Regions from separate parts of the Homo sapiens genome. Here region 1 is linked to region 2. A link is a contact called in ENCODE Hi-C or POLR2A ChIA-PET data. All regions are on one chromosome and are shown on one strand. Each heading gives the region's core, a stretch centred on a gene start or an enhancer-like site at or near the end of the contact. The rest is flanking DNA. Distances are from core to core; before and after follow the strand shown.

Region 1 (3,938 bases), core at 748-3,247, 1.6 Mb before region 2:
CCTGACCTCAAATGATCCACCCACCTCGGCCTCCCAAAGTGCTGGGATTACAGGAGTCAGCCATCCATGGTGCCCCTCCTTTTCTTTTTCTTCTCCTCCCTCCCTCCCTCCCTACCCTCCGCAGCCCAGGCTGGAGTGCAGTGGCGGGATCATAGGTCACTGCAGCCTCCACCCGCTGGACTCAAGTCATCCTCCTGCCTCACCCTCCTGAGTTCCTGGGACCACAGGCACGCGCTACCACGCCAGCTAATTTTTGTAATTTTTGTAGTCCCCATCATTTAGAACTGGCAGGATCCTCCCTTAGTGAGGGATTGGTGGCCATAAGCAAGGAGCCCAAGGTGGAGGGGATATGCATGTGTGTGAAGGGGTCAACTCCTCGTAATCTTCAAGTACTTTTGGTAACAATATTTATTTGCACAAGCGATATATAAAGACGTTTTCTTTGCAACATAAAATGATAGGTTATGACTCCTTATGCAGATACGGTTTAGACACTCGTTTAAGGAGCATCCTGGCCCAACTTTTAAAAAACGTGTGTGCATTCACGTTATGCATCAGATGCTTTAGGGAACTTTTTTCCCTGGGGCATGGGACACGTCATGGGGTAGACGGTCGGGTACGTCTCCTCTACCCAGCTGCTGCTTTGTTTTTTTTTTCTTTTTGAGACAGAGTCTTGCTCTGTCGCCCACGCTGGAGTGCAGTGGAGCCATCTCTGCTCACTGTGAGCTCCGCTTCCCGGGTTCACGCCATTCTCCTGCCTCAGCCTCAGGAGTAGCTGGGACTACAGGCACCCGCCACCACGCCCGGCTAATTTTTTGTATTTTTAGTAGAGACGGGGTTTCACCGTGTTAGCCAGGATGGTCTCGATCTCCTGACCTCGTGATCCGCCCGCCTCGGCCTCCCAAAGTGCTGGGATTACAGACGTGATCCACCACGCCCGGCCTTCTCTCTTTCTTTTCTTTTTTCCTTTCCTTTCCTTTCCTTTCCTTCCTTCCTCCCTTCCTTCCTTCCTTTTTCTTCCCTCCCTCCTTTCTCTCTCTCTTTTATTTTTTTGAGACAGAGTTTCACTCTTGTTGTCCAGGCTGGACTGCAATGGTCTGATCTCGGCTCACTGCAACCTCGGCCTGCTGGGTTCAAGCGATTCCCCTGCCTCAGCCTCCCAAGTAGCTGGGATTACAGGCGCCCTCCACCATGCCCGGCTAATTTTTGTATTTTTAGTAGAGGCGGGGTTTCTCCATGTTGGCTAGGCTGGTCGGGAACTCCTCACCTCAGACGATCCGCCCACCTCGGCCTCCGAAAGTGCTGGGATTACAGGCGTGATCCACCGCGCCTAGCCCCCAGCTTCTTTCACCAGCAGAAGGCGGGCAAGCCTCAGGGTGAAAGGACTTCAAAGCACATTTCACATTGCAGAGGACAGGGTTTGGTGATCGTGGGTACTCCCTTCCCTTCCATCGTTTAGTTTTTTTCATTGTGAAGAAATGGTAAAAGGTGCCAGGACTCGATGGGCACATTTCAGGTGGAGGTTGGGAAGGTGGATATCCACCTCTCGATCTTACTATTTTCACTTTCCACCCCACCCCGTAGAAAGTGGGAAAACTGGCGCACGTGAATCCAAGGGCACGCCTGTGTGCGCGCGCACCGCAGGGCACCAGCCCCCACCCACACCGCAGGTCCTTGATTGGACGCCTGTTTACACCTGACTGCCCGGCCCTCCGGTGCTTTCCGGGAAGCGTTTGGGAGAAAAGTGTGTGGCCGCAGTAGTGGAGATCCCCTGTCTTAGGATTCGTCACCGCTACGCCCAGACCTCTTCGCCGCCCAAGGGCCTGGGGACGTGGGGGGCGGGGCGGCCTGCTATCGACCCCGCCTCTCTCGGCTCCGCCCCGCCGACAGGACCCGCCTCTCTCCCCAGGCCCGGCGGGCGCCAACCCCGCCCCTCGCTCCCAGCATGCCGTGCGACAGCGGCGGCGCGGCGGGCGGAGCCGGGAGGCGGGGAAGCAGTGGCCGTGTGAGCGTGAGGAGCTGCCGCCACCGCCTGCTCCTCGTCGTCCTCGTCCTCCGGGGCCCCGGCGACGTGGGCCGCGCACGGCCCTGGAAAAGACGTCGCCTCCCCTTCATCCGCCTCTCTCTCACCGCGCCGCTCCCGCCTCCTCGTCCTGCGCTGCGGGCTCAGGCGGAACCCGGAACGGCCGTCCTCTTCCCCCGCCCTCCGCCGCCTCCTCCTTCTCCTCCTCCTCCTCCTCCTCCTCCTTCTCGGCTTCCTCCTCAGCCCCGGGCCGGAGCGGGGTGTCGGCGGCGGCCGGTTCGGGCGGCGACTCGCGCTTCTTTGGGCGGCGGCGCTTGGCCATGTCGTGTCGGGGAAGGTAATGAGCCGCAGAGCCCCGGGGTCTCGGCTGAGCAGCGGCGGCGGCGGCGGCGGCACCAAGTATCCGCGGAGCTGGAATGACTGGCAACCCAGGTGGGTGACCGGCCCGGGACCCCGCCCCGACCTCCCGGGCTCCGCCTCGGGCGGGCCGAGGCCTAGGGCCGCGGGGCTGGGAGGCGCGGCCTAGGCCCTCCACCCCTCGGAGCCGGGCGCGGCTTCCTGGGTCTCCTCCGCCCCGGCTGGGGGAGGAAGGCCGCGGGGAGGCGAGGCCTAAGTGCCTCCCCTCCCTGCTTGTTCAGCCCGGGGCTGGAGCCGAGACCCGGGGCTCCCGGCGGTGGCACTGGCCTGGGGTCGGGACCAGGAGGTGAGAAAGAGGCGGGGGTGGGGGTGGGGGGCATTCCAGTTACAGCCTCCCCCTGACCCCGAGTTGGGAGATGCTGAGAGTCCAGGACCCTCCCTGTTACTCATTCACTTTCTCGGTTCCCCACTCTTTCAGCCGCCACGTGAGAGCTCTTCTAACCTCTGTTCCTTTCTGTGACCCCCACGTGTTAATATTGAAAAAAACAAAACAAAACTCCAGCTAAGGCATTGCTCTGACTCTAGGCAGAACATTCATTAGTGGAGCATGAGATGAGATTGTGTGACTGTTGATGGGATCGACCCACGCTGGTCTTGGGCGATGGAAGTTTTCCCTAAGTGCAAGGCCGGTTACTCTGGTGAATCGTAATTCATACCTGGACACTTGAGTGAACTCTTTGGGCACCCACTTAGAAGTCTAGAGAATTTCCTCATTTATGGAGGATTTGATCTCAGACCGTTTTGGGGCTTAGTGAGATTTGAATATATTAGGAACATTAACTTTTTAAATAAATGTAGTTTCCTGTCTTTTTGATCAATGGGAGGGCAGCTGTGCCTAATTTAGGACTGATTTATTCTAATCTCTCTTAATAAATGCTTGTATTCAGAGTCTGTTTGGAATTTAACCCAATGCTTAGAACTCCTTAAATATACAGAAATATATTTTAGGGGTAATTGATTCATGGAACTCTCCTACTTTGGAGCACAATTGTTATAATTGTCCAGAAACTGGCCAAATAATGTAGAACGCGCAAGTTGTTGGGAAGCCCTTTTGTTTCCTGATAGTTACATGTAATTCCAGCAGTATTTGGAAATAATTTGCTAAGATGTTAGAATGTAACATTTGAAGACTCGTTAGAAAAATCAATAAAATTATCTTTGGCTAATAGGTGGTACACATCTTAGTCTATTTAATATGCCTTTCCAAATACTGTGTCTGTTGAGAATTGGTGTATATAACTAGATGACTTTAATAATTAGTGCCTGAGTCTAGAATTGAGATGTTTAGTCGTAAAAAAAAAAATATTGTTCGATAAACAGCGTTGACTTGTCTTGTACCACTTAAGAGTTTGTGAGTGCTTTAAATAAAATTAGTTGATTAAGTATTTTTTTCTATGATTGACATGCTTAGTTTTGCCTTTTTATTGAAATGTGTGAAATTTGATTTTCTGGCATCTAACAAATTAGGTGGTAAATAAATGACAATGGATTTTCTATT
Region 2 (4,054 bases), core at 382-2,881:
AGACTGTTGAGCTAGAGGAAGATGGTCCTGTGTGTATTAACCTCAGTGCTCAACTTCCTGATGGATTATTTGAGTTTTTCTGTTTCTGCTGTGAAGTCACGGGATCCCGAATTTTTCTTCTTGAGGTTGGCGGGTGAGGGTTGGAGTCATGTTCATGGGGTAACATGGTACCTTCCTTTGTGGGGGAGGGGTAAGGTATGGTGGTGAACAGATAGGAAGGTCATAAACTTAGATGCTTTCAGGGCTCAGCCCAGGTGGGCAGGGTGGGGTTGTGGCAAACAGAAGGGGATGTGCCTGCCTTAAGTGGACCTGCCTACCCAGTGGGTCAGATCTTTCCACATTTCACGAAAAGCCACAAATCAGAATATCATGATTTCACCCTAAATTTTAAATGCTGGCACCTAATTTTAAAAAAAGTATTGTTCAAAAATTAGCCAGGCTTAGTAGCATGTGCCTGTAATCCCAGCTCCTCAGGAGTCTGAGGCAGGAGAATCGCTTGAACCCGGGAGGTGGAGGTTGCAGTGAGCCGAGATCACGCCACTGCACTCTAGCTTGCGTGACAAGCAAAACTCCATCTAAAAAAAAAAAAAAAAAAAGAAGTATTTTTGTGCACCATGCAGATCACACCATACCACATCCAAGCATTTTGGTTACCTTTTTTTCTTTTTTTTTTTAAACCTCTCTGAAGATATTAAGGTTAAATGGGCCTGGCTCTGTGGCTTTCAACCAAGTCTTTGAAACTCTCTGAGCCTCAGTTTCCTCCTATATAAATTAGGAACAGTACTACAGGGTATTCATAATCCAGGAACAAGGAAATACTTAATGTCATCAAGAGAAAAAGCAAACTGGGCACACTGACTCTTGCCTGCAATTCCAGCAATTCGGGAGGCCAAGGCAGTAGGATCACTTGAGACCAGGAGTTCAAGACCAGCCTGGGCAACATAGGAAGACCCCATCTCTACAAAAAATGAAATATTAGCCAGGCGTGGTGGCACAGGCCTGTAGTCCCAGCTACTTGGGAGGGTGAGGTGGAAGGATTGCTTGAGCCCAGAAGTTCAAGGCTGTGGTGAGCCATGATTACATCACTGCACTCCAATCTGGGCAGCAGAGCAAGACCCTGTCGTTTTTTTTTTTTAAAGTAAAAACCAAAAAAAAAAAAAAAATCTATCTATCCAGTCTTTATGGCCTTCTGGGAACAGCCACTTCATGAGGATAGAATGTGGGTTTATTGAAGTAATGCTCATAAATGGTGAATTATGGTATCTCATAAGGACTTAACCAATGATAGCGGTCTACTGGGCGCTGTCATCAAGGCTGTCATCTTCATTGTCACTATCGTTTCATTAAGAAATATTAGAGGAGGTTGAGGGGACAGGCTGCAGGCAGAGTCCCTCCCCTGCTGAAGCTTTCTGACTCCATCCTGACTCTAAATGTAGAAGGCCCATCCGTCCCCTGCAGGGCCACCTTCCAGCCAGGTGTTCTCATCGTCTCTCTTCTGTCCTAGGAAGGCAGCTCTACATCCCGAGCTGTAGCCTGGGACTGCAAAGCTCTCCACTCCCCACCTCCTGGGATCGTTTTTTCCGCCCCCCGTGGTTTGTGTCGGCAGTTCTGTGTGTGGCCTCTTGGAGTCATTCCAGACGCGAAGCACTGCTGAATCACAGTTTTCCTGTATCTTCGACAATAGATGTCCTGGTCAGAGGCTCTTGTGAAGGAGCAAAAGAGGAGGAAGTGAAGAAAAGCAGGGAGGGATGTGCATAGAAATTTATTTTGGCAAAATGGGATGAACTCCAGATTTGGTATCAAAAAACTGACATTCTACACTGAATTTTAATCCAAACTGTGTGTGGCCCTTAGGAAATAGGCCTTTCCTCCTGGATCTCCCATGCCTCACCAAACAGTGATGGGTTTGATTCAGGTCAGGGACGGACATCTAGGGAAACTGGAATCTATTAATAATATCTGCTCCTCGGGCCGTATTGAGAATTTGAGGCCAGGTGGACTGCTTAGTAACAGCTGCCTCGGGCAACTTATTGTGAATTCGCTGCATAACTGGTCTGCACCTCTAAGTGCTTTTCTTGAACTCACGATTTTGGATTCTGGAGCTCAAATATGAACTATTTTCCTGTGGAACAGAGATCTCACCCAGCAGTCCCAGAAGTCACATAGTATCATTGGAACTCCAGACAATGTCTGTGGGACACTTGGCAGTATTGGTTCCAGTTGGGCCACCTGCCATCTTGGTGACCACAGCAAGTGGGTGCAAAATTGATAGGTGCTGCGGCCTGTGCCTGGGAAAAGCTAATTATCGGGATGAATTATAGATGTGGCGTGTGTTCCCAGCTCCAGGAGGATGTGTGTTCAAACACAGCCTGGGTGGCCACCTTTAGAAAGATTTGCGGCATGGTGGGATTTAGCCAGCACTTCCTGTCTGGGCCATGTCGGGTAACGGCTGCCTTCTTGGCACGTGGCAGGTCTTGTTTATGGTCTGAGATGCCTCTGAGCTGTGAAAAGCAAAACACTGTAAAGTGTCGCCAATTGTCTTCTAAGAGGAACTAACATTGGTGGCCCACCCACTCTGTCAGGACTGAGCCGGGCTCTGGTAGAACATCTCAGTCAGTGCTCCACAATGAGTGTGAGAGGATCATGGTGATGATTATTACCATTAACCACTGGAAAAAGCAAAGTAGTCGACCTGAAGACTCGCAGCAAGGAAATGAGAACATCTAGTATGAGGAGCATCTGATCCAATTCAGTGCTCCTTATGGCTTCTTAGTGCCAGATGCTGATAGAACCAGGAACTGTGGTTTAATGATTCCAGTTCAAGATGTGGTTGTACCACTGGGAAGCAGGGTAGCTTAGTGGTCCAAAAGGATGCCCTGTTTCAAATCCTGGCTTCACCACCCACTAATGAATGAGTTTGAAAAAATTACTTCTCCTTTGAGCCTCAATTACACCATCTGTAAAATGGGGCTTTTGGTGCCTGCCTCCTGGAGTTCTTGTAAGGTTGGTTTGTTTGTTTGTTTGTTTGTTTTAAGACACGGTCCCAGTCTGTCACCCAGGCTGGAGTGCAGTGGCACTATCTTGGCTCACTGCAGCCTCTGCCGCCAGGGTTCAAGCTGTTCTCGTGCCTCAGCCTCCTGGGTAGCTGGGACTACAGGTATGCACCAACACGCCCAGCTAAGTTTTATATTTTTAGTAGAGATGGGGTTTCACCATATTGGTCAGGCCAGTCTCGACCTCCTGACCGCAAGTGATCCGTCAGCCTTGGCCTCCACGGATTACAGGCTTGAGCCACAACACCCAGACAGTTGTAAGAATTAAATAAGATAATATTTACAAACCCCTTACAGTAATACCTGGCATTCAGTGTGAGAACAATGTTAGCTGGTATTTTGATTATTGTCAATATTGACTAGCTATGTGACCTTAGGCAATTTGCATTAATATGGGGGTGATAAATTCTGTTGCTTGCAGTAGCCAGGCCAGCTACTCAGTCTGGAGCTGTTTTCTTGCAAGAATACACATCCAGTGTTGCTAAATCTTCTGTTCTTAAAGGAGACGTGAGAAATCTAGATTTGCATGTGAAGTATCCTGGTTTTAAAACATTGGCAATGAATGATTTCAAGTATTTCATCAAGGCTGCAGGCCAAAAAAAAAAAAAAAAAGCAAACCAGCTTGAAGCATCCACAGGCCACCAGTTGGGCATTCTTGTCTTAACACTCTGTAGCTCAAGCCTCTAATCTTTTCAGGTAGGTTTCTTCAAAACCTTGTAATTCTAAGATGGTAATTCTGTGTACTTTTTAAAGAATTACAAAACCTCTTGAGGCACACACAGAACAAAGTATTAAATACAGGAGTTTAGATTTTTGATAACCATTTGTGCTCAAGGATACACATACCAAGCTGGAGAAGCATTAAGATAATTCCCAAGTTTCCATGAGTCTGTGGTTTCTCTATCTTCCAAGGCTGTGGGTGATGAATTGCCATCTCCAAGGGCCTAAGCTTCATTTTAAGGTTCTACTGCTCATTTCTGGGTCCTGGGCTAAAAAAATGT

What was found. A loop is a pair of places that touch in the nucleus more often than their neighbours do. ChIA-PET counts read pairs that join two places held with the same protein, here RNA polymerase II (POLR2A). Pooled maps may share reads with other maps.
Region 1: a loop to region 2 is called in a map of CD8-positive, alpha-beta T cell, with 6 times the contacts of the local background. The contact joins the promoter of SMG1 here to the enhancer-like site in region 2. A Hi-C loop is called at or near these places in 1 of 168 maps with a recorded cell type or tissue (CD8-positive, alpha-beta T cell) and 5 of 50 pooled maps. POLR2A ChIA-PET finds 5 or more read pairs at or near these places in 1 of 52 experiments (OCI-LY7).

What each region holds. Positions count from the first base shown.
Region 1 is chr16:18,924,467-18,928,404 of GRCh38, reverse strand. SMG1 (SMG1 nonsense mediated mRNA decay associated PI3K related kinase) reads left to right here and starts at 1,997. Exons shown (of 63, transcript NM_015092.5): 1 at 1,997-2,455. The coding sequence starts at 2,364. SMG1-DT (SMG1 divergent transcript) reads right to left here and starts at 2,218. Exons shown (of 2, transcript XR_001752094.2): 1 at 2,131-2,218. RefSeq lists enhancers at 904-1,517, 1,518-2,130 and silencers at 1,816-2,155, 2,186-2,775.
Region 2 is chr16:17,365,673-17,369,726 of GRCh38, reverse strand. All of the region lies in intron 1 of XYLT1 (xylosyltransferase 1), which reads left to right. Among named protein-coding and RNA genes, the nearest start is that of XYLT1, 100 kb to the left of the region's middle. RefSeq lists an enhancer at 52-141. Within about 2 kb of position 1,631, at least 23 of the 41 ENCODE cell types and tissues checked have a DNase peak (open chromatin) inside an H3K27ac peak, as active enhancers do; they include CD8-positive, alpha-beta T cell and OCI-LY7, where a contact is called at or near this core.